3 separate regions of the Homo sapiens genome follow, and regions 1 and 2 are each linked to region 3. A link is a loop called in an ENCODE intact Hi-C map of the cell type or tissue named here. Cell type or tissue: ascending aorta. All regions are shown on one strand. Region 1 overlaps LOC124900815 (a long non-coding RNA gene). Region 2 holds the start of LOC124900816 (a long non-coding RNA gene). Region 3 overlaps LINC02269 (long intergenic non-protein coding RNA 2269).

The links. A loop is a pair of places that touch in the nucleus more often than their neighbours do. Peaks named below come from ENCODE experiments on the same cell type or tissue, not always from the same donor. Only the 100,000 strongest peaks of a DNase experiment are listed, where the experiment ranks them.
Region 1: a loop joins it to region 3, with 3 times the contacts of the local background. A loop is called at or near these places in 2 of 110 quality-filtered maps.
Region 2: a loop joins it to region 3, with 3.0 times the contacts of the local background. A loop is called at or near these places in 2 of 110 quality-filtered maps.

The regions. Positions count from the first base shown.
Region 1 is chr4:173,518,015-173,526,014 of GRCh38, reverse strand. LOC124900815 (a long non-coding RNA gene) reads right to left here. Exons shown (of 4, transcript XR_007058371.1): 3 at 7,203-7,384; 4 at 5,716-7,120. It also overlaps a transcript of SCRG1 not described here. Among named protein-coding and RNA genes, the nearest start is that of HAND2, 8.2 kb to the left of the region's middle. RefSeq lists enhancers at 730-1,271, 6,493-7,079, 6,656-7,855. In ascending aorta, a CTCF peak has its summit at 3,792; DNase peaks (open chromatin) are centred at 134, 664, 3,224, 3,724 and 6 weaker places; H3K4me3 peaks cover 6,428 bases; H3K27ac peaks cover 8,000 bases.
Region 2 is chr4:173,534,128-173,542,127 of GRCh38, reverse strand. All of the region lies in intron 2 of HAND2-AS1 (HAND2 antisense RNA 1), which reads right to left. LOC124900816 (a long non-coding RNA gene) reads left to right here and starts at 4,065. Exons shown (of 2, transcript XR_007058375.1): 1 at 4,065-4,179; 2 at 4,579-6,379. RefSeq lists an enhancer at 4,893-5,394. In ascending aorta, no CTCF peak of the experiment used is centred here; a DNase peak (open chromatin) is centred at 3,347; H3K4me3 peaks cover 2,929 bases; H3K27ac peaks cover 4,628 bases.
Region 3 is chr4:173,914,252-173,922,251 of GRCh38, reverse strand. The region is part of intron 1 of LINC02269 (long intergenic non-protein coding RNA 2269); the gene reads right to left. Among named protein-coding and RNA genes, the nearest start is that of LINC02269, 21 kb to the right of the region's middle. In ascending aorta, no CTCF peak of the experiment used is centred here; DNase peaks (open chromatin) are centred at 4,451 and 4,831; H3K4me3 peaks cover 750 bases; H3K27ac peaks cover 5,570 bases.

The DNA.
Region 1 (8,000 bases), 400 kb after region 3:
GAAAGGGGGGTGGAGGGAGTTTCGAAAAAGTCCATGATTAGGTAACAAGGAATTTTACGTCAAGTAAGAAATCGTGAACAAGACCACGGATTTAAAGAGGGGCGAGGGGCGGGTTAGATTTACAAGGAGTTACAGGGAACTCAATATTAACTGTGCGGTGTCTGAAGTCTTCCCGGCCGCAGCCCAGCGAAACAAGCGACACCCTTCCGGGACTACCGGCAGCACGGGACCCGGGATCTCTCCCTGTTGGGTCTTTGGGCTCCCTGAGTCCCAGCTCGTCCCAGAAGAAAGTCCCAGCGGCCTCCTTTGCCTGCAGCCTTGGCGGAAGCTTGAATCTCAGCTCTAGAAACCGGAGAAACTAAAGTGCCTGTGCAGGCTGCGGGAAGGGGGGAGGAGGCTGGGAGGGATTTTGGAAGGGGGTGGGAGGAGGAGAAAGGTGAACCGTATTAAAAAGTGGTTTGTTTCATGGAACGCCGCGTATATAAATCTGGTGTTGGAGAGGCTTGCCAGAGGGTTTCCATCCTGGAACCCATCCTCAGGGTGATGTTCGCAACTTGGCCTCGGGCACAGACCCTCCCGCGATGTCCCAAGGGTTCCCACGCCTAGCTGGTGTCCACTATGACCCCTCTGCCTGCAGCAGGCCGAATCAGACCCGGCGTGGGCGAATTCAGAAGTGCCCAGGGAGAGACAAGCTAGAGGCTCTGCGGACTTCTGCGGGCGGCTGACAACGCGAGGGCGAGGGGTTAGAACAACTCGGCCAAAGCGATCTGAACTTTCTCCCCTTGGGTCAGCCGGCGCTGGGCCGACCTGGTGGGCGCGGGGCTGTGTTTACAGACACTTGCCTTTGTTTATAGCATGGGGAGGAGGTGTGGGGGAGGCGCGCCCTGATTTTCTGTTGCTCTCCCAATCCTCCTGCGTTTGATCCAGTGGTTCCCTCCCTCTCCTGATTCCAGTTGTCTTCCGCGTCTTTATTTTAATCTGCTCAGGAGAAAGCCATCAGGTCCTAGACGTGGAAGAAAGGAGCCTACCAAAGTGTTGGAGTAAACAGTGGCGGAGGAGGTGAGGTTTTAAAAACAGGAAACGGAGAGGAGTTATCTTCACCATGCACCTACGCTTCTCTGCACCTTGTGTAGCTGGTCTCCGCCATCTGGGCCTTAAGGCACTTCTGCAGATTTAACACTTTCTCTGGCTTATTAAACAACAACAGAGGGAAACCAAAAGACCCTGGCGCACCATTGCTACGGAGAAACTTGCTAATACACTTGCTTTTTAAACCTGCGCTCCTCTTTGGCCCCGGCCAAGCACAGCCTGCCTCCTCTTCCTCAGGGCCAGCAACACTAGGCCTGGTCACCCCACCCGCCCTGCCATTTCAACTCGCCAGAAACCCTAACCAGCCAGACACCCAGCAGACCGGACACCCCAGACGGCAGAATGCCCAGCTGCCTGACACTGCAGGCGGCTGAACCCCCTAACCAGACGCACACCCCAACTGACCAGATGCTTCAACCTGCAGGACACCCCAGATTATCTGTCACCCCAGCCGCTCTCAGCCACCCAACATCCCCGCCCCAGGTTGTCAAGTCCCAGGAAGTGAAAGGCGTACTGGGCAGACGTTTCTTCTGAGCTTCCATGCTTTTCTCTTCCAACACTTATTTCTCTTTTAACTTTTTCTTCTTTGTTTAAAAAAATTTTCCAAGCCTCTACTTGCGGGACCGGCTAAAAGGCCTCTGTTTTAATTGCTCGGATAATGTGGTTGCTGCCATTTTGTTAAGAGCAATCACTCCTGCAGGGAAATCACAAGCGTTCTAGACAGGCCGGAGCCGACAAAAATGTAGGATTTGACGTTAAAAGCTAAATGGGAAGCTGCGGCGGCGGAAGGTAAATTGATGGTAGATCTGGCTGTCAGGGCTCTGCCCCAGACCGCTGTGCAGGCCCAGCGTCTGATAACCCTGGAGCACCGGAGGGGCAAAGGCTTGGCCAGTTGTAGACGGTGTGTGTGTGTGTGTGTGTGTGTGTGTGTGCGCGCGCGCAAACCCCTTCTCAGCTTGGGAAGCAATTTGAAAAACTGCAGAGTGGGGGCCCCGCTCCCAATTGCCTGGGCACTGACAGCAACTTAAAGGGCTTTTCCAGGCCGAGACAGCAAGCTCCAGCTTTCGGGATGGGTTAGCCAGCAGGCCCAGGCATCTAGGAAGGGTGGACCTCTGGGTCTGGGTTGCCTCCTTAGGTGTAGGAGCACCAGGCTGCTTGGTCGTGATGAGGTGAGCGTAGCAGCCGTGCCAGGGAGCGCAGCCTGGGGGCCTCTTAGCACTTGTGCGTGTGTCGGGAGTGGAAGGTGGTTCAATTCCTTCGACCAGACTCTGCTAGCCGCTGCCCCAGCTTGGCGTGAATTGCAGAGCTAGTCTCCCGCTCGGATTGGTGAAGTAGCAGGAGAACAAGAGAGGTAAGCGCACCTGGAATTCGCAGGAAGGGGTGAGGAAGGTGAGAGCTCAAATGCAAAGCGGCAGGGAGTACGAGACCCGGGAGTTCCTTCCCAGACTACAGATTTGCAGAGAGAACCCGGGCCAGTTGCAAGGGCCTGAGGTGTGTGCAGGGGACATAAGCAGGGCAAAGGGTGCCAGGAAAACTGGGACTGAACATACACTGCGGGCCTGCAAAGCGCAAGAAACCGCTCAGTTAGCCCTGAAGCTTTAATCAAATATTGCGCGGGCGGCACGCGATTTTGTTTTCCACAGCCGCCTTGAGTTCTCCCTGCCTGTGAGTCCCACCCAGGCTCCTAGATTTGGAAAAGGAGCTGGCTAGTGGGTGCCAAGCAGAGATGGTCTTGAGGGAGGCTTGTGGCATGGGCGCCGTAGAGGGCCGAATCTGGACCCTGGTGACCCAAGGGTACCCATTCCTTCCATTGGGCCCAGCTCCTGAGAGTCCAGATCTCCACGTGAGGAGGGGGCGCTAAGGAGTCTCCCGGACGCGCGCGACTCCTGGCCTGTCAGAGCCTGCGGATCGCTTGGAGAGAAAAACCCAGGAGTCATTCTCAGACTGGGGCCCAGGACCCTGGTTGGAGGCTCCAACAGCCCCCTCCCTGAGGAAGCTCCGCGGTGCAATGAATTGCTGTTGGGATTAAGTCTACCGGGAATGGGGGTTGGGGGAGACGGACTACGTGTTTTTTAAATGTTTAGAAAGAAGGGGGAGGGGAGAACTCCGGGAGAGGAAACCAATCCCACGTTTCCGGGGGCCGGACAGTTCTCATCGCGCCGCCTTACCACCCAGCCGCTGCGCAACGCGTGCTTCCCGCACAGCAACTGCGCAGCTCCAATCAGCCTGGAACCGCTAAACGGCTTCGGTCTGAGGGCTAATGGAGGTTAAAGAGCACCGAGTATCCGACTTACGTGCACCGAACTTACAGATCTCTCGCCCTGTTCTCCCTGCTCTACCCTACCGAAGCCAGTTCCCATCGCGAAGTGCACCCTCACCTCTTCCCCCAAGCGACCCCCCTCACACGCATTCCCTTCAAATTCTCCCGGCATTTGGGCCGCTTTGATGATCAGATGGTAGAGCCCTGATTACAAATTTATTCCCGGCCGCTCTGTCCGTCTTTATCTCCGCTATTAGGGACATCTGGGAGTGATTAGTGCCGCACCCGCGCCCGGCCGCGCTCGCCTATCTTGCCGCGGCGGGGCCGGAGCCTCGCTGACGTCAGGGCAGACGGCTCGGAGCCATCCCAGCCGAGTTGGGTGTAATCGGCGGCCGCGCGGCCAAGTCCTCCCTGGGCCAGGCCGGCAGCTGGAACGCGCCGCCTGCCTGCGTATAGGGACTTCATAAATATGTATTTTTAGCCCAGAAGACTGTGTTTTCCTTGTTTGGGGTGAGGAGGGGCCAGTTAACATCTCTACTGCCCCCTCCCCACTCTAAATTTTCCAACTCGCTACGGCTGGAGCATTCCGCCTGGAAAGCCTTCCACATGCGGTCGCTTCTTTGCTCTATCCCTGCGCCAGGGCGAAGCTTCCCTGAGGCAACAACTGCGGCCCAGGCGGTGCCGGTGCAAGCCCCGGATGGGGTTGGGGTGGCTCTTAGGGGTAAGGCTCTTATGCCACCTCTTAGGGTTGCCCTCATCTCACTGGCACCCGCTCCGCCCTACAGCCCTCGGGCCAAAATTGTGGGAGTTTCTGTTTAGCCGGACAGCCTGGCAGAAGCTGATTACAGAATGCGATGTCTTTTAGCAGCTGCCTTTGCACCTGTTATTAAACCCTAAAGTACATAGCGAGCTGAGGCCCTGGACCCTCTTTTGCCCCTCCCTTCCCCCAGCCCTCCAGGGAGTTGTCCCTGGCGCAAACACTGACACCTCGCAAGGACGAGGACGGCTGGCGGCAGCTTTGTCCCCTACTACGTCCCAGTGTTCAGAGTAGAGGCTGCATATATTTGCATAATTCCTGGACGGGCTGACTGATGCCCCAGACCTCTGACCCTAGCGTTCTGCGGGATAGCCTGGTCTCTTCTGAAGTAAGGGGTGCTGGGATTAATCCAACACCTGGACTTTCCACTCCCCGGACAACTTGATACAATGACAAATTCAGCCCCGTTTTCACCCTACCTTCACCAGAAATTCTGATTCAGCAGGTCAGGGGCTCGACGCGGAGCCTGCAGTTTTCAAAATCTCCCCCAGAGGATGCCGAACCACTGTGCCAAAGGAGGCCACACCCACCCAGCGTGCCTCCCACCCTGGACACCTTCTCCATGACCCGCGTGAAGTCCAGGATGGTGAGAATGGGGGATGGGTGAAGAGAGGCCTACATTATTTAAAGTCTTTACAGGGAGAGAATTAGCCATATTATTGGATCAACCCTACACCTCTGACTCATTGGGCAGCACAAGGATTCAAAGCAAATCCAGAAGATGCTGTTTATTCCTGCACGGGCTACAAAGGGCAAGCAGAGTCTTCAGTCAGAAGCTAGAGTGAATGTAACTAGAGGAAAAGGAAAACTGCTCATGATGTGAGTGGAGCAACAAGAAGATCTATTTGGGGGACACAAATAGTATCACAAATAAACAGGGAATCCAATTGAGGAAAATTCCCTAAAGTCCACGTTACCTCAGTTCTTTGAGGAAACCCTATACACCAACTCCAAAGTGTCTTCATGTAATCTAGAATCAGAAAGAAACATTTCCTCTCAAGTCAGGGAAATGTCACATGGAGAGCCTAGTCCCCTCTCCCACCCACCCCTATCTGGAGCCAAGAGGGAAGGAAACAGCTCTGCGGTTTGGGGGCTAATGATAGGGAATGAGGCTTTTAGACAATTGTGTCCTCAGTGACTGAAGGATTCTGGCCTATCTGTGCTTCTAGAAAGGGGAGGATCAGGCAATGTCTGCACAAAGTACAGTTTTCTAGAGTGCTGGTAAGTGGGTTCTCTATGATCTGTCTGAATGGTGGAGCCGACTGAGACACATTAGTTTTCTAAATCACTCAGATCGCTCAAAAGCAAACAAACAACAGCAAAAAACAAGCAAACTGAAAACTCCACATCACTTGTGCCTATAATACTTTCTTGCTCAGAGTATAAACAAACTTTTACTTGAATTAAGTGGAATAAATCCACATGGGACACAGGCCCAGAGAGTCCCAGTTTATATTTTCAAGCAAAGAAGACAGACTTGCAGGCAGCTAAACTTCGTGCAAAAGATCAGAGGGTACTCACCAGGCCACTTCCACAACTAACACCCTAGTTGTTTTCTCAAATAGTATTTTTAATGCATGAGCAACCAGATATAACCAACTGGATGCTTCTCCATGGCCAGATGGAGTGTTTGAAAATATTCCTTAATGTAGCACCAAATCATTTTTCAGTTCATTGGTGACCTAGAACTAAAGAGTCAGGGAGACTCTTCTGTAAAGGCAGGTTGTTTGGAACTTGTTTTTTGCCCCACCAGCTGAGATCCTTTACAACAAACAGTGCACTGACTCAGGGTCAGTGAGAATGTTCAACCTTCATTAAATACATTGCCTAGAGAAGAGGCCAAAAGAGATATGATCCTAAGATGGCAGTAAATCCAACCTTTGTAAAAAGATGGAAGCCAATGGCCACTGACGCCAGTGCAGAGTTGCCTTCAATTTAAAGTGGGTTGTTAATGTCGTTCCCTGGAGCTGACATTTTGTCTTTAGGATAAGGCAGAAAAGCAGGAAAAGAAGACTGTTATTTTGAAGAAGAAAACCTGAAAACGCAACCTCAGTTGGTAACTAGTACTTGGCGAAGAAGGAAAGCCGGTGCGGTTTTAATGAGAGAAAGTAACTGCCAGGCCTTTTGACCATCGCCTTCGCTTTGCAAATCTGGTTTTCATATTCTTGCTCAGTAATCACCCAAAGTCATAACTGTCTCTGAAATTATTCATTAAAGTCATTTTCAGGGATTCTCACAGGATGACTCTTTTACGTTTATGATCTTGTGAGAGCAATGACATCAGCCTCTGTCTGTTTTCCGCATTTAATTAACGTGCCGCGAAGACGCGAGGGGCCGTGGCTGTGTGCGTGGGGAGGGGGCGGGCTGGGGTGGAATCCAACGGCCCTGGTGCTCCCGGCGCGGTCAGCTGAGCTCAGGCGCGCAGACATCCTTTGATTAAGGAGGGTATTTCGGGGAGTGCAGGCTGTGCAGAAGATCACGGCTGTGCCCTCTGGTGCTGTCAGCAGTGACAGATCCCAGATGGGGCCGCTACTGTATGGCAGATTGAGTTTCTCAGCAGAAAACTCACCCTCCCTCCTAAACGTCTTCAAAAACCTTCTCCAGATACTCCAAGTCTCTTCGTGTGAAACTGAAAAAGTCCAATCCCAAAGTTGGTTTTGAGTGCGTGTATGTTACGTGTTTTTGTTTTGTTTTTTTTTTTATTCCTTCCTCTATTTTTTCTCTGCATTTACTCCTCCTCTGAGCATCTTCGACCCGCAGGGCTACCTGGCTGCTAATAGCGTAGACGTGGCGGGCCTGGGGGTTCCTGTTCGCCTAGCTCACAGCGCCACGCCGACTACACAGCACCGAAGGGCCCCGAAGGCAACCCGGTGGGTAGGGGCGCGGCGGACAGGACGTGGGGGCAACTCTAGCGTATCTCGGGAAGCCGGGGTGGACCGCCGGGCCAAACACTCCTGAGCAGAAAAGGAGAGATGCTGGCGGGAAGCGGGGAGCAGGGGGCGGGGGGGCGGACACAAAGGCGGAAGCAGAGAATACCTTGGCCCAGCTCCTGAACCTGCTCCTGCCAGCCATCCGTCTTTGCTCCGCGGAGGGTCGATCCACCAACCTAGGCATTTTCGAACGGCAAAGTGGAGACCAAAAAGGGGGCGCAGGGGCTAACCGCTGGGATTGGGAAACGGTGAAGGCGGGTCCCAGATGCAGCAGGGGCTCGGCAGGTTCTGGAATGGGGAGAAGGGGGACTGCGGAAGTCCAGGGAAGCCTGCGGCCCAAGCCCGAAGGCTGTACTGAGGCCTCTCCAAGGTGAGAGGGGGAGCATAGAGAGCAGGTTTCTACATAATAAGAATTCACCCACTTGGGGATTGCTAGTCTGGGTCCCGAGTTTCGCATTCCTGAACAGTGTGTTGGAAACTCTGTTGCAGAAACATTTGGACTTATTTTAAGCCTTTATTTTAAAAAAATAAGTAACTTTAAATAAATGCTCCGGGTTCCCTGCCTACCTGGAGACAACCGAGGCTCTTCCCGTCCCCCTGTCCCCCACCCTAGGTATCCAAGACTGGCTCCCGTGGAGCAGCAGTGGCCGGGAGAGAGGCAGAAAGGCAGAGGAAGGTGTGCCGCACCCAGTTTCGGAGCTGATTTCCAGGCCCCACCCATTCCTGCCCTCCCGGTCCTCTTTAACTGTGGAACTTGGAGTGTTCCTGCGGGCGAAAAAAACGAGAGAACAGAAGGGGAGCCTAGAGAGAGCGAATATTGTTTTAAACTTAAGGATAGGCAATTTCTTTTTTCTTCAAGATACTAGGGCAGCCTCCTCCCACAGCCCTTCGGGGTGAGGGCAGC
Region 2 (8,000 bases), 380 kb after region 3:
CACATTGACTCAAATGCCATCTTGTTATTATGACTATTTTATCTTTGATGAACCATCGTATTTATCTTTATAAGCACTTCATTAAATATCACTCTGTTGTCTGGAAAAAGAAAAATTCAGTGTTCTAAAAACTAAGCAATTAAACATCCCAATTAAATACATAAATTTTGTAATAAAGCAAAAATAGTCACTTGATTAGATTCTGTAATTTTATTACTGACATCATCTTTACTTGAATAGCACAAGTTGCATAGAACTTAACAATGTTTGGAAAAGCAGAAAAAATTACTAGAAATGTAAAGAAGCAGTTTCCTGTTTTATTTAGTCCAGATTAATAACGGTTAAGTTGCCATGTTTCTTCCAGAAAAAGCTTTTTCACTTTTTTCTCAGCAAGTCAGAGTTTACAGAAATCATCTCATAGATATACTTTATTATTCCAGCTTAATCCATCTGAAAAAAATTCAATGCTTTTTGACACCAATTGTTACACTATGCATTCATTTAGGAAAAAACAATATCACAGTAATAAAAAGATTCTTATATTTTATGCTAGTATTAAAAATCACAGCAGCTAATATTGTCCCATATACAAGAATCGACATATATTTTCTTGGTTGAGTTTCTTCATCCAGTAAAAAACAGTTTGAAAGGCACTGAATGGAAGAAAACAAACAAGCAAACAAAAACAATTCAATTCAATTGGATCCAGCTCCTTACCCTCTTGTTTGTAGACAAAGAGCATCAGCTCCTAAGCAAACTTTCTTCTTCAGATTTTGTTTCTGTATTACTCCACTCTTATTTTCTAAATACCTCTTTAAGCCATCATTTCATAACTGTAGTTAGAAAAGGCTTTGCGCATTTTCTCTGATTATTTTTTCATTTTTAGATGGACCACAAGCAGTCTCATGGGAAAACTCTACTTTTTGGTAGATTCTGCAGAGGGTAGGCAGTCTGTCCAGGGCACTGTCCGTTTGTCACCCAGCACAAATAGAGAATCCCATTACCTACAAAGGTATTAGGAAAGTGCTCCCAGCTGAAAGCATTTATCCAATTCCAATTGTTGTTTGAAAGTCTAAAATACTAAAGGTGGCATTATTCCAGGAGCTACTGTTTAAAACAATGCAATGCCCGTTCAGAGAAGAAAATCAGTGTTTGAAAATCTGAGTTTGTTTAAAAAATAATAACTATGCATCCAAAAAAGAATTCCTGAAGAAGCACTTATATGCCAGGCACATGTTTTTAATTTTAATAACATTGGTTTACCTAAATAAATATGTAGAACCTAATAATTGTTCTCTATATATTCATACTTTAATACTATTCTATTTTAGTGAGTTTGCAAAGAGGCTAATGAATAATAATGCAGAAAAATATGTATCGATCAGGACAAAGTTGCTATGGTTTATGGGCACTGCAAAATGCTGTGTTGAAAACAATTCTGTTAAAAAGTAATTGAAAACTGCTCCAATTTTAAAAGAAATAAATGTAGCCATATCCTTATAGGATAATGTCAGATAAAAAGTAATCATGTTCTCTCCACAATTGGGTTTGCTGGCATGTATATGGGAGTAATAATGCTTTAAGATTATTTTCATAGTTGTTCATTTAACGTGGGATTAACATCAAAATCTTCGTAATTATCTCAGATCACCATTTGAAAGTAGTGTGGCAAAACGCGTTAATGGTTAAGACACCCTAGCAGTTTTATACTAAACAGATTAACACACGTGAAAGTAATATTATAATCTTTTGCATTGAATAATGTGCCAGACCAATTTTTTCAGTGAAAATAGAATTCTTATGAAATGGTACCCTTTCATTAAAATAGGTAGCTACTGCTTCCTATTTCTTGAAATACCAAAGCAATCAGCTAGAAAACTGTATAAGAGCTATATAGATGAGCATGCACGGCTATATGGACTCAAAATATTATTCTGTGGCTTTGCCATTGCACAATTTTATGGAAACGATCATTTCTGAGGTTTGCTTTACATAAGATTGAGAACCAAAATATTGCAATAGGAGGGTGATACAGAATAGTGAAAATACAATCCAGGTGGGATTATAAACCAAAAACTTTTAAAGCGTGAAGGAGATTGCTTATTGGCCACAATGGCTATGAATTTATTTTATGACCACCAGCAAACAAATGTAGGTCCATACCTTACACATTCTTAAATAATAAGGAAGCACATTTTAGTATGTACTCCAGAGTCTCATAAAAATATTTCTCTGCCTCAGCATCCCATCTCTAGAAGTTGACATGAGAAGAAAATGGGTATTCATTTGGAAAGTAATATGAAGTTGTAACATAATTACTCAAGTCCTGCCTATCTTTCTTGAATTCTTGTGTAAAGCAGACTTCACATCCAAGACCTTATTATTTGATAATCCTTGTTACATATTACATGGGTCGGGGAGGGGCCTGAAACCTTACAAACTAAATCGAATGTAGCACAGGCAGGTGCCTCTCCCGAGAGAGGGAGATTATGTGTTAGAAGACAGTATCTGTATCACTTCAGCTGTGTCTGAAAAGGGGGATGGGGTGTTGGGGATTTAAATCATATTGTTTCCACTTATGCAGAGAGAATCCATAAAAAGAGATTCATTGTCATATTTTCTTTTTGAAGTGTAGTATTTGGTTTTTTTTTCTTTTTTACTTTAAAAGTGCTTCTCGGTATAGAACAAAGTAAATATTACAGTTTTGTTCAACAGCAGCCAAGATTTAATTGTCTGTGAAATATAAGGCTTACGACCTGAGTCGAGTCCACTACTGTTCTGCTGATACAAACTAGGCTGGCCTACGAGGTGACCGAACGCACCCAGCAGCTGATTTACACAGAAGAGCCATCTCCAAAGAATTAAAAGTGGGCCAGGGACAGCCACACGCCTGCAGGAGTCCATCCAAAGGGCTAGGTGCTTTATTCTTTCTGCAGCAGATTTAAAGTGACTTTGTACAAAAAGTCAAACAAGAATAAACAGCTGTGGAAAATGTAACAAATCATGCTAGCAGTTGAACAGCGAGGGAGAAGGGAAATCCAGCAAACCGCTAACATGCACTGAAGAAAAGCGAAACGGAGGTAGAAGAGAGAGGGAAGGTGGACAGAAAAGGAAGCTGGTAAGGACACGACACTGGTTTCCACACGCGAATCACGCACTTTATTATTGCGTATAGCTCAGTGACTGTCAGGAACCTGAAAAGTATGTCCTTCAACACAGCTCTGCGTGCCCGCGGCCCTGGGGTGCAAGCGAGTCTCCTCCGCCCTCCGCCGCCTCCCCCCGCGCGCGTCCCCCTCTCCTCCCTGCAGTGACTCCGCGGGTCGCTTCCTCCACCCGCCCGGAGCGCAGAGGAGAAAGCGAGCGGCTGCAGATTTGCCCCGGTGGCACCGTAGCCACAAGCCAACCCGTAATTGCAAAGCAAACAAGGCTGAAATACTGGATTGGTCTCAATCGTGACAAGATCTACGCTTTTGCCGCCAATCTGTTTGTGCAGCTCTATTTAAAGGCACTTGATTGAGGAAATGTTGAAAATAGCGGTGAGGGTTTCCTAATGAGACCTCAGGAGGGAAGCGGAGGCCTTAGCCCGGCACCAGGGTCTGGGAGGTGAGGGTGGGAGGCTCATGGTTAACCCCTTCCTGCTCGCCTCCGGCGAAAGGTCCTCCGAGACGGAGCTGGGGGTCCACCCTGCCCGGAGCGGTGACCTCTCCCAGCCTGAGCGGCGGAGAACCGGCCTCCTGGGTGTGGGGAACCGAGAAGAGGGCTGGGGATCACAATGAGAATTTAACCAGGATGGAAGGGGCGCCCCAGTGGCCATCGCAGTGACTGGAAAGCTGGCGACCTAAATCGGGGGTGGCCGCTCTGATCGCGCTCTGGTCCCTGCCCCGCAACACTCCCGCGCCGCCGGCCGCGAGGGCTGAGGCCCTGGCGATCCCCGTGGAGCCGCGGCTGCGCTCAGCTCTAGGGCACCGAGGCGGGGTGGTGCCCCCCATGCGAGTTGGGAGAGCAGCTGCCCTGGTGGGCGACGCGGGCTGACAGGCATCGCTGTCGGGCTGGGTCTTCAGGCAGCTAGAACGGAACGGAAGAAACCAGAGGCAGGAGGAGAAAATACAGGAACTAACAGTGCGACCCGCTCTGGCTGGCGCTTTGATTTTCCCATTTACTCTAGCCTGCCCACCCCAGGTACGTGTCATTATCCACATTGTTCAGATGGGGAAACTAAGACTTAGAGACGCCTAGGTCCTTGCCCTAGATCACTCAGCTAATCGTGGGGTGCCTAGAGTCGGCCCTGCTCAGGATGTTGGGAGTGGGCACCAGGAAGGCCAGGCTGGGGCTGAGCCTCCCTCTGAGCCAGCGCAAGTTGATGCAGACCCAGTGCAGACCCGATCGAGCCAGAGGACGGCTTGGAGATGAAAATTTGTTCCCTAGTGGGCCACATCTAACTCCTCTACTAGTTCTAATCGTTTTCAAAATAAAGGAAACTAATCTGATTGCAATTGGGGTAGACGGTATTCACCCTATTTCTCTTATTCATTTTATATGGGTTGTCTAAACATCTCCTTTGTTCAATGCATTGATTAGGTTGTCAAGAAACCCACAGTCACAGGAGGTGACATATGCATGCCCAGAGATCTACCCAAAAGAATATAAGTGACAGTACCAGCAAGGAATTCAGAAGAGAAAACTTCATTTGTGGGAGGGAGTTGGGGGAGAGAGGAGAAGCAGTATCTGGAAAGGCTCCCTGGAGGAGGTAACATTTAGGCTGGACCTAGAAGAAACGAAGTGTGGATTCTCCAAGAGAGATGGGTTGTTTGCCAGCATACTGGCAAGTCAAGAGGTGCCAGACCCACAGTTGCGGACGAAGTAGGAGTCATACTTTCATCCCCTGCTGCCATCTCCCAGCTGCCCTCCTAATTTGAACACTGCGTTGACCACATTTTGAGCCAAGGTCCTAATCCCTTTTAGGATTGAAAACCTATGGCTTGAGAGTGGACACCCAGCAGGTAGACTTTGACTGTCTAGAACCGTGAATTTAGACCAAAGGGGACTGTCAAGGGCAGGGATGGGAAAATGGCACTAGGGGCGCTCTCACCAGAGCTCCTAACTACTAGAGCCAAGCATTCCCGCGCTTTTCCCAGAGGGATCTGATCTGAGATGTACCTTGGCCAATCTGCAGTTTGTCTTTCTGGAGTCACAGGCAGTCGTAGACTGCGAAAGTGAAGATCCCCAGGCGGTGGAGAGGACTGGTTTCGGTTATACATCCCCATGAATGATCTGTGCCTTCTGTCAGCAAAACAAAAAAGCATCAGTCACACCAATTTAGTGAAGTCTCCAAACGTATTCTGAATGAAATTCTACTTTTTTTTTTGTACACAACCAATTTCTTCGTTTGAAGTTGGATGCTTCGCAAGCAGAATGCAATTCCATTTCTCATTCCTCAAAGTTGTGGCCTGTGTTAACTTAAGTGGGCATTCACACAAGTATTAAGAAGAAAAACCATTCTCTTCTGGAAAATGGAACAAAGTAGCACTTCTCCAAGCAGGGTGCAGATATATAATCTGTAACAACAAATTAGCTCCCTAGTGCTGCGCATTTCCAGCTAGCATCCTGCCTTCCCTGTTTATAACTTTGGTGCCTGCAATTATTTTTATTTTAATTTTCTGTCACTTTAACAAAAACCAGAGCCTTTTCTTTTAATGTTTTGTACACAACATGTTCATTTTGATAAGATGTTCTTTCCTATCCTCTTTTAGCTTGCCTTTCCTTGTTTAGAGTTCTGTATCAGGCGTTTCTAATATTTCTCTCTCTTTTTTTAAGAACTTGTCCCTGTCTTGCTTTATTTGTTTGTGTGAAATTTAGTTTGAAAGGAGATCAGAGAGAGCAGGAGGGGTTTGTAATAAGAGAATGACCGAATGACCCAAAGGCTGATTATCTATCATTAACTGGAGACTTGGTGTACCCAAATTACCAAGGAGACCTCAGTCTGCCGGATCCTTACCCAGCTAGAAAGGCAAGCCTGGAATGCACACACTGAAACAGGCTCATGGCATTGCAACCGAGGACGTAGTTCACACAAGATTTTCTTAAGGGGTTTTCCTGCAAAACTCAACTCAAGTTCAGTAGATAAATTTTCTAGATTCTGATATGTTGTACTCAGGTAAAAATCTCTGCCAAAAGATTACCTATAACATTTCTGTAACTAACTTTTTTGTGTTGTTTTGTTAGGAGCAAAATTGCAGTTAATTGTCTAAGCTCCAGAGAATATTGAGAAATCAAACCAAGCTGCTTTTGATCTGCTCACACTGCTAAACCCAAGCCTTGTAAAAATCGAGGTTTGCCATTAATATTGACAATAAAAGTGTTTCTTTTTGTTAACCTGAAACCTAACCATCCTGGTGTAACTCCCCTGTCTATAAGCAAAGGCCCTGGAAGAATGTAGGAAAGGTTTGGAGGAAACTGTCAGAGCTAAAGAAATCCATCTACATGAATTTGCAAAGGAAGCTATGGAACAGAACTTCCCAGGAATGCAACACTACAGTTAAAACTGGGAATGTTCCTGGGCCTCAAGTCAGAAGCAAATCTTTCAGTCAAATAAATGTTTTCTCTCCAAAGCCGCATTTGAAATTGCCAGTTGAACTCATATTTTATTCTGAACCCCATAATACACTGCAGACTAGGTGAAGTCCATTATTTACTATTTCCGTAGAACACGTATGAAAAATCACACTTCCTCATCTGAATGTTGAGTGATTTCCTCCCGGCTTGAAAGAAAATGTCGCTAGTGTGTATGTAATTTGCTTGAAGCAATAATTTGAATGAGTATTTAACATAAATCCTATGGGATGTAGGTTCTCAGACCGGTTTTGCTCTAAACTCTATATTTTACTACAAAGTAGCAAAGATTAACAAAGATCAGATTTACTGTACCTCTTAGGACTAGTATAATAACGTTAATAATACGTCCCATGTATCTACATCATGCTGCTTCTTTGAGGCCTTCACGGGGTTATCTTATGGTCCCTTTAGTCTGAATGAGGATTTTAGATTTACAGACACACTTAGACACCTGGAAAAATATTTAGTTCTTCCTTATCAATGAAAACCCTCCAGTGCAGCAACATATCTACCAGTTAACATGAGGATCTAGTCATTGATTATTTAGAAAGAAAGGAAAATTCTACTGACTGTGGATATTAAGATTTTTCTTAAAAGACTTCAGCATGAATCAGTATCTCATTCTTCCATGCCAGTTGCAGATTCAGTGATAGGGAAAAAAAGAAAAGAAAAGAAAAAAAACCTTGTAATCCCAAATGCTGCTAGACGGCAAATTACAAGGGAGAACTGGAGAGAAGAAGAGAGAGAGGGAGGGAGGGGGGTGGAAGGAAGAAAGAAGGGAAAGAGGGAGAGGAGAAAGAGGAGGAGGGAATGTGCAGGCACTAAGCAAGCCCTGATTTTCTCCACCAACTTAACTGTTTTCTAATTAGAGCTGGACTGAAGGATTCATAAGCAATCAGCCCCTCCACTGTCATCATTCAGCTGAACTAGCCCCTCCCCCTCCATCTCTCCATGTAGGGAAGAGAAAGGAAGAGGATCCAACCCCTAAATATGCCACCCCCTTAACCAAAAACTTGCTTAAAAGAAGAGGAAAAAACTTGCTTAAAAGAAGAAGAAGAAAAAAAAAAACCTCACAAGACACAAGGGCAGCTTTTCTTATTCTTCCTTTTTTGAAATAGACACTCAAATCCAACAAAATTTGATTCTGCTTTGCAGATGTGTACTTTGAGCAGCACGACACTTCTGGAGCCACTTTCACTTGGTATGTCTGTAGACAACTACTTCTCAAAGGCCAACAAGAAAAGACTATACAAGAAGAACTACACAAACAGGAAGGACTACACAACCCCAGTTAGAGGGAGACCCTTGCCACCACTCAGACAATATGCCTTGTTCTGAGCATCCTAAACATCCTGGGACTAAGTGGATAGCATGTAAAATGACTCCAC
Region 3 (8,000 bases):
TAAAATAAATACTTTAAAATGTGCCAACAGTTCCAGGGTGCTAAAAAGCAAATCCCTAAATCATTTTTGTTGACTATAGATTTTATCTCTGGATTAGAATTGCTGTCTGATTCTTTCCCTTATTAGATTGTGAAGTGGAATAACTATGTATTCATTCTATATTCATTGGGCCTCAACCATGAAACAGGCTAATTTTTAGGCATTGAGGATATAGCAGTAAAGGAGACTCAGTTTCTACTCTCGGGAACTGTGTGGTGTAATTGGGATGTGGGGACAACAGTGGGTGTATGTAAGAAGACAACGGCCTAAATACGCACTTCCAAAACAAGGAGATAGATGCTATCATTCAGGGAGACACAGACAGCTCTGCGATTTATAATACTGTTCAGCACTTTAAGAGTGTTTGCTGCCAGGCACTGTGGTGTGCGCTTGTAGTCCCAGCTACTTGGGAAGCTGAAGAGGGAGGATCTCTTGAGCCTAAGAGTTGGAGGTTGTAGTGAGCCATGGTCACTCCTGTGAATACCCCCACCACTCTAGCCTGGGCAACAGAGCGAGACCCTATCTCTTTAAAAAAAAAAAAGTGTTTGCTATATGGCAGGCACAGAGCCAGCATTGTACATGTAACATCTCATTTAAACCTCTTAGCAATCCCTAAGGAGTAGGTCCTCGTTCCCACTTTACCAATGAAAAAACAGACTTAATAGCTTGCCCCAAGCTACCTGTTATTTAAAGTGATTGATAGAATTTGAACCTAGGTGCTCTGACTCTAGATGTTTTATGTACCTTCGCAAGATTAAACTGAGAGCTGAAGAATAAAAAATTACGCCAAGAATGGGGACAGTAGTTAGAGCAGGAATATAGAGATTAGTGGGGAAAGAGAAAAACAACCCAGAGAAGGAAGAGAGCGTGGTATTTTCATGGCACAGTCACCAGCAGAGAATGGCTGAAGCAGAGTTCAGAGAGAGGAAGAAGAAAGGGAAAGTCGATGAGCTGGGTGGGCTCATACTATGCACGGGGCCTGCTTACCAGCTGCTGCTTCACACTCCTCCACTGTAGAAGGGAGCCCTGACGCTGGGTAGCACAAAAGGCAACTTTATCTAAGTCCTAAAGTTCTTTGTTTTTGATGAAATAGTGATTTTGTTCCCCAAATTGTTTTAGAGCATAAAAAGACAAAGCTGGCATAATTTTTATTTTATAGATCATAAAGCTAAATTTCAGCATGGGATAGTGACTGCAACATTCTAATTAGAGAGTAAAAATTCAAGCTAGAACTCTGATGTCTTTCCTTATCTCCTATTGTCTTTTCACTCTACCATATAACTATCTTCTTATAATACATTTAAGGCTGAATATCTAATTTTTAGAAACACAATGTTTATCACTAAAAATAAAATGCCTTTTTCCACTCCCAGTCCCTCTCCTTTCTTAGCACAGGTGATGCCAGATTAGCACTCCTAAAGTACAATCCTCTGCAGGCTGCTTCTTTATTTCTATGTAATCATACAATAGTCAATTTTGAGCAATAAAAATAAAAAGCTTTTATATTGAAAGAATATGTTATTTTCATCTCACTTTATTACACATACTGACTAAATCACTTAGGAGATAATAAAATACATAAGTAAAATATATTTCCTTCCCCACCAAGTTGATATTATTATTTTTTTTTAGATTTTGGCACTTTGTCACAAATTTGGTTTTATCAGAGAGTTCAAAGAGTGCTTCAGAAAATAAGAAAACAAAGTGATTCCTTCCATCATTCTATATTTTCCTTCTGATAACCTTCACCTATCAACTTAGTCACCATTTAACTCTTAGTGATAGTTACCCTTCATCTTATCTCTACAAATTTCCTTCACAAAAAAGGAGTCCATTTGTCTTGTAGATATAACTAGTTTTGAATGGAAATACAAAAGAAATGTATTGTGTTCTTACATAACAACTACAGATATTGACTATATCAAAAAAGAGACAGTTCGAAAAAAAAAGTGAGCCAGTATATACTTACAAATTTTAAGAATGATTTTATAAAGTCATTTCCATTTAAAATCTGCATTTACAAATTTTACATCCTCCCCTAGTTCATGTTTTTCACAAATGAAATTTGAGAAGTCTTCCTCCCAGGCACTGTGGCCCAAGGAGTTGTGTGTACCTTAGTGACTTGTGCTGCTCTCAGTGACAGCCTCTATAGTTTGGGAAGCCTTGTGTCCTGGGAGCCACAGCACAGCCCCTGGGAAACCCCTGTGAGATCTGACACCCAAAACGGAGAGCACACATGGATCTGTCTGCCTCATATTCCTCTCAGGATCTGAATGGAGACCCCAGGTGTCAACTGCCCCAACACTAAGTTGAGAAACTCTGGATCTCAGTCAACCTCCAGTGTTTCCCACAGCCTGTACGTGATTTTTTGGTAATCTACTACACTTAAAGTTCCTGGACACGTCTCTGCTCCCCCAAGGGTATCACAGTAATGGATCTCTTCTCAGTTTCCATGGAGAGCAAGTAGAAAATGACATCCTTCCCATTCCTCTGGTCATTGCAGGCTATTCTTAAGGGTTGTCATTCACTAATGCAAACTTGAAAGAAGCCATTAACAAAATGGAACACTACATTTTAAACATTTAAAAACATTATGCAATTCATCTGTATCAACGTTTTATGTGTATTTGAAGTTTATGTAACTTGAGATTTGAGAGATAGCTGAGAAAAAAAACTTACGTTTATTTATACATGAAACATTTTTTTAATACCAAAGAATGCTGAAAGTCAGAGAGTTGATACTTGAAATAGTTAAACTTGCAAAGAGACTCATTCATTACTTTTCAGAGAAGAAAATCTTCTTAAAGCTAAAACATTCAATTCTTGGTTTAAGTCCAAAGGTTCTGTTCAGTTGTTTTGAAGTTACAGGGAAAAAAATGTACTTTTCCTATCGTACCCATTGACATTTTTAAACAAAAATAATTCAAAGATATTTAAACAGTATGACTTCAAATGTCTGTGGTTAATCCATTGTGGAGAAGAATCTGTAGGAGAAAAAAAAACTATGAAAAAATAAACTTGGAGTTTGATCATGCTTTCAAACACTGGAATCAAACTAAAATTCTTCTAGGTTTATAACTGTACTATCAAAGTTTGGTTTATTTTTAACTAAAAGAGAATATAGGTTCCTGTACTGTATTTTTTAAAAGTATTTTAAGGGTAAATTAAAAAAAACTATTAGACTCACAGAATAAAATAGTCACATAACAGGGAGTTCTGTTTCATTAATTCTGTAGAATTAATATGTGATCTTCCCCAACCTATTTTTGAGTTGTAATTTAAACTCAAATTCTATTCTGAAGTGGTCAAAAATGCATAATTTAGTTTAAAGGGATGACTATTTGGTACAACAGCCCAGAGGTAAAAGCTAACAGACATGTCAGTGTTATCGATGTTTATGCTTATTTAGCCTCTTGTACTCAGGGACAATAAAAAATAGATGGGATTGAATTCTTGGGTAAGATACTTTATGTCTTTCAACTTTCATTTCTTTATCTGTAAAATGGGGTAACAGTAGGATTATTGTGACTGTTAAAAGAGGAGATATATGTAGAACAGCATAGGTAATATCTGACACACAGTGTATACTTATGAATTGTTAGTTTCTTTCACCTTTCCCTGAGGCATTCATTAATGGAATTAAAAATTATGAAATATCAAAGTAAAATAAGACTTAATAGCTGATGTGAAACAAATTTGTGTAATAAATTCATTTACTCTCATTTGAGTCAATATCTTTTTCAAGTTGTTCTTTATACACTATTAGTGGGTGTAAAATCAGCGTAGCTGATTCTGACCAGAAGGGAAGGGAAGAGAAGATAAAGTATCAGAGTATCTCACACATAGAAGAAAGGTTTCTTTCAATTTTCATTTCAGTTATACATATGGCCTATATATGTATTGCAGACTAGGTCACAATGTAAAATGTATTTCGTTCTAGGGGTTACTGTTTTGTTTTGTTTTTTAAAGGGAAATATTGCATTATCTGTTCTTTCTATTCTCACTGATATCTTTTTCTGAGTTCACAAAACATATATGGAGATGGCCTTAAACATACGCCAATGTTCAAAAATTCACTGAAGCATTTTAATCAACTGAGCATATTTTCCAAATGAAAGAAAATATTCTGACTGTCTGATCTCATATTATAATTTTTTGAGCCATTACCAATTATGAGACATTATGCTATCCACACACTCTATTCTTCACAACTGCCTCAAGAGGTATTGCTTATTCTCTTTATGTTACAATGAGGAAACTGAGTCTCAGGGAAGTGAACTCAAAGCCAGGGCTAGATTCCAGTTTTGTCTCACTCCATGCCCAAGCTTTTCACCACTAACCCATAAACACGTTCGCAGGTGGAACAAAAATTGTGTTGCCTGGTCAGTGGACAAATGGCTCCTACGGCTCTTGCTGAGTGACAGACTCGGGAAGGAATGCACCACACAAAGGAAACGGCTCTGATATGTTAAAGAACGCTTCTCTCACAGAGCAAGTTGGGTCTATCAGTGACTAGTTTAGTCATAACACAATTTAGCCTTTTAAAGAGACAGAATTGTATAAATACAGTACAGGAAGTTCAAAAAGTAATATTTTAGAAACCACATTCTTTTCTCCAGAACAGACAGCACAAAAGGTTCCATTCCCCACATTAAAACACTCTGTCTTCTCCTTGGGACACAGTGAAACGTTTACTAAGAAGTCTGAACAGCCTTAGGAGCATGAACCCTGATTTTTTTTCCCACTGTGTTCACAAAAGCAATGGATTCATTGGCAGTCCAGGACTCTGAAACAGCCTGTTCAGATTTCTTTGCTCATGCTCAGCTAATATGAATCACTTTAACTAAGTATTGCCCTGCTTTGCAGAACGGTTCTGACATTGCTAATAGTTGGCTCAGTTGAGTTGACCACAATAAGAGCTTTCTCCAGACTGAGAGAGAGCCAATCAGGCCCTTGTGAATGTCAGCATTTAGTTTGGAGATGGATTCAGATCCAAATTTTAAAATATAATAAACACTCTCCAAAGATACATTACAGTAGGGCAGCTACTAAAAGCCATCATAACAGGGCAATTGTGGAATGCCAGATGAAACCTAAACTTTGTATCATACAAGAGCATGCTATAATGGAACTTCTTAAGGGGCTTTTCACAGTCCCTGCTAAAGAATGTATTCGTCTGCTTCTATTCCTTTTTCAGTTTTTGGTTCCTTGAAGCTAATAAATTCAAATCTGAATCAACTTATTCTTATATGATATTAGATGGTCTTAAAAATATCTTCTATTTCAAAATTCCTCCTTTATAAATGGAGGTACTCAGCAATAAAATATTATAAAGAGCTTTTAGAAAGTACTGTGAGAGTCACCAAGAGGCATGCTGCACTTGGGCCCCGTGTAGCACTGCCATTGACAGAAGGAGAGACACTCAGAGTGGCTTGAGAGATTGAATTTAAACAACCTCCACATATCCTGAACTAACGTCCTTTCTTACAAATAAAAGTACTGCATAGAATTCCAATTAAATTGGTCAAAGCCACTATATTTAGACCAGAAGCAACCCCTTAAATCACTTAATTCATGTTCTGCTGAAAAGGGTAATCCTCTACCAAGGAACCTATGATTTGTCTGCTTTTTAGGAATCCAAGAAGAAATAATGATTTATTTTTTAATAACAAAAGTTAGACTATTGACATCCTTTCTTGCAACCACCTCCCACTCCCCTTAGCCCAAATTTCATTTATAATTGCATACTTAGGACAATAATGCCATTCAGCTCATGCTTTCTCAGACTGAGTATAGAAAAAGAATCATAACAGTTTTAAAATTATTATATTTTATATAATATTTTGGCAGATAGTCTCAACATCATTTCTATCAAAGTTCATTTTCTGTTGATTTCTTAAAAAATTGATTCATTATTTATGTATTTTTATAGTTCTTTTCTTGGGTATAGTTTCTGTTTGTGTAATATAGGCTCAGCATAGGAAAATTAGAAAATAAAGAAAAAGATTGAAATGAAAACAAAAAGTTCCCACAACACTGCCATGCATAAGAAATCACTGTCAACATTTAGGATTCTATCCTTCCAAAATTGGTTTCAATGCATATGTGCATGCATTAAGTTTTACAAAATGTATCATCATATAACATATACATCCCCTCAAAAACTATCAATTACAATTAATTGCCCTTGTTATTAAAAGTTGTTCAAAAATATGTTTGACAGTTACAAATTTTGTATTCCTGGAATGTGCAATAATTTATTTAATTATCTTACATACTAGGCGTTTAGGTTTCCCCTAAATTTTCACTATTACAGTTTATGCTGCTGGTAATATCTTTTACACATGCCTTATATTCATTATTTCTTTCTTTCTTTTTTTTTTTTTTGAGACAGAGTCTCGCTCTGTCGCCCAGGCTGGAGTGCGGTAGTGTGATCTCGGCTCACTGCAAGCTCCACCTCCTGGGTTCACGCCTTTCTCCTGCCTCAGCCTCCCGAGTAGCTGGGACTACGGGTGCCCACCACCACGCCCAGCTAATATTTTGTATTTTTTAGTAGAGACGGGGTTTCACCGTGTTAGCCAGGATAGTCCCAATCTCCTGACCTCGTGATCCGCCCGCCTCGGCCTCCCAAAGTGCTGGGATTACAGGCGTGAGCCACTGCGCCCGGCCTTCATTATTTCTTAGAGGTAACATTGCTATGCCGCAAGGACCAAGGAGATGTTAAACGTTTTGCATATGTTGCCAAATTGCCCTCCAGACAACTAGAAACAATACCTTCTCCCCCCTGTTTCATTGCTGTCTGCCATGTTGGAGGTTCTTATTGTTAGGCAGCCTTTAAGATGGTCCGCAATGATTCTCTCCTCTCCAGGGTGGGCTGCACATAGTGATTTGCTTCTAGTGAACAGAATATGGCAGAAATGATGGGCTATGGCATCAGATTTCAGTAATAAAAAGACTGCTTCTGTCTTATGTGCTGCTTGTCTCTTTCTCAAATCACTTGAGCTGGGGGAAGCACAGTGCTGCGTTGTTGGCAGCCCACTGAAAAGGTGGACAACTCATCGCCAGGAGCTGAAGTCCCCAGCCTAACAACCCAGAGGAACTCAGACTTGCCAACAACCGTGTACATGAGCTTGAAGACAAACTTGCAACTCCAGTCCAACCTTGAGATGACCGCAACTTCACGAGAAGCCTTGAGCCAGAACCACCCAACTAAGCCGTCCCCAGATTCCTCATACCCATCACTGTCAGAAAGAGTTTGTTGTAAGCTGCTAAGAATTAGGGTGAGCTGTTAAACAGAAATAGATAAGAAACAACCATTTTTCCCATCCTCACTAATTTTCATTTGAATGCCTTTTACCTAATACAAAGGTTGAATGTGGTTTTCATTTGTTCAATGGTCACCTGTAGTTCTTTTGCTGAGAATTATCTGTCATCATATTTTCATTTCCTCTTATTAATTCACAAGAGCTCCTTATGTATGAAGGACACAATTCTTTATCTTTTTTGCATGTTGCAGTTAGTGTTTTCTCAGTTTTCCATTTTGTTTCTATTTCTCTAGACACTGAAGTTGTTTGATATTTTTTAAAAGTTCCAATTTGTTGTAGAAAAATCTATCCATATTTCCTTCTATGGATTGTTCTTTTGAGATAATGCAGAGAAAAATCTTACTCATCCCTAAATTAAATATATATCTACCTATATTTGCTAAGAGTATTACATAATAAGACCATAAACATGTACTATTTAATCTATTAAAATGTATTTGCATAAAATTCGGTACAAATAAAATTTTTTTCTTCCAAATAGCTTTCCAGTAATCCTAGAAATATTTATTCAGAAAATGTTTTCAGACTGATTTAAATTCCACCTTTATTGCATAGTAAATTCTTAGAGTAGCAGTTCTCAAAGTGTATTCCATGGACCCTGGGGGTTCCTTAGAAATTTTCATGGGTTCCGCAAGG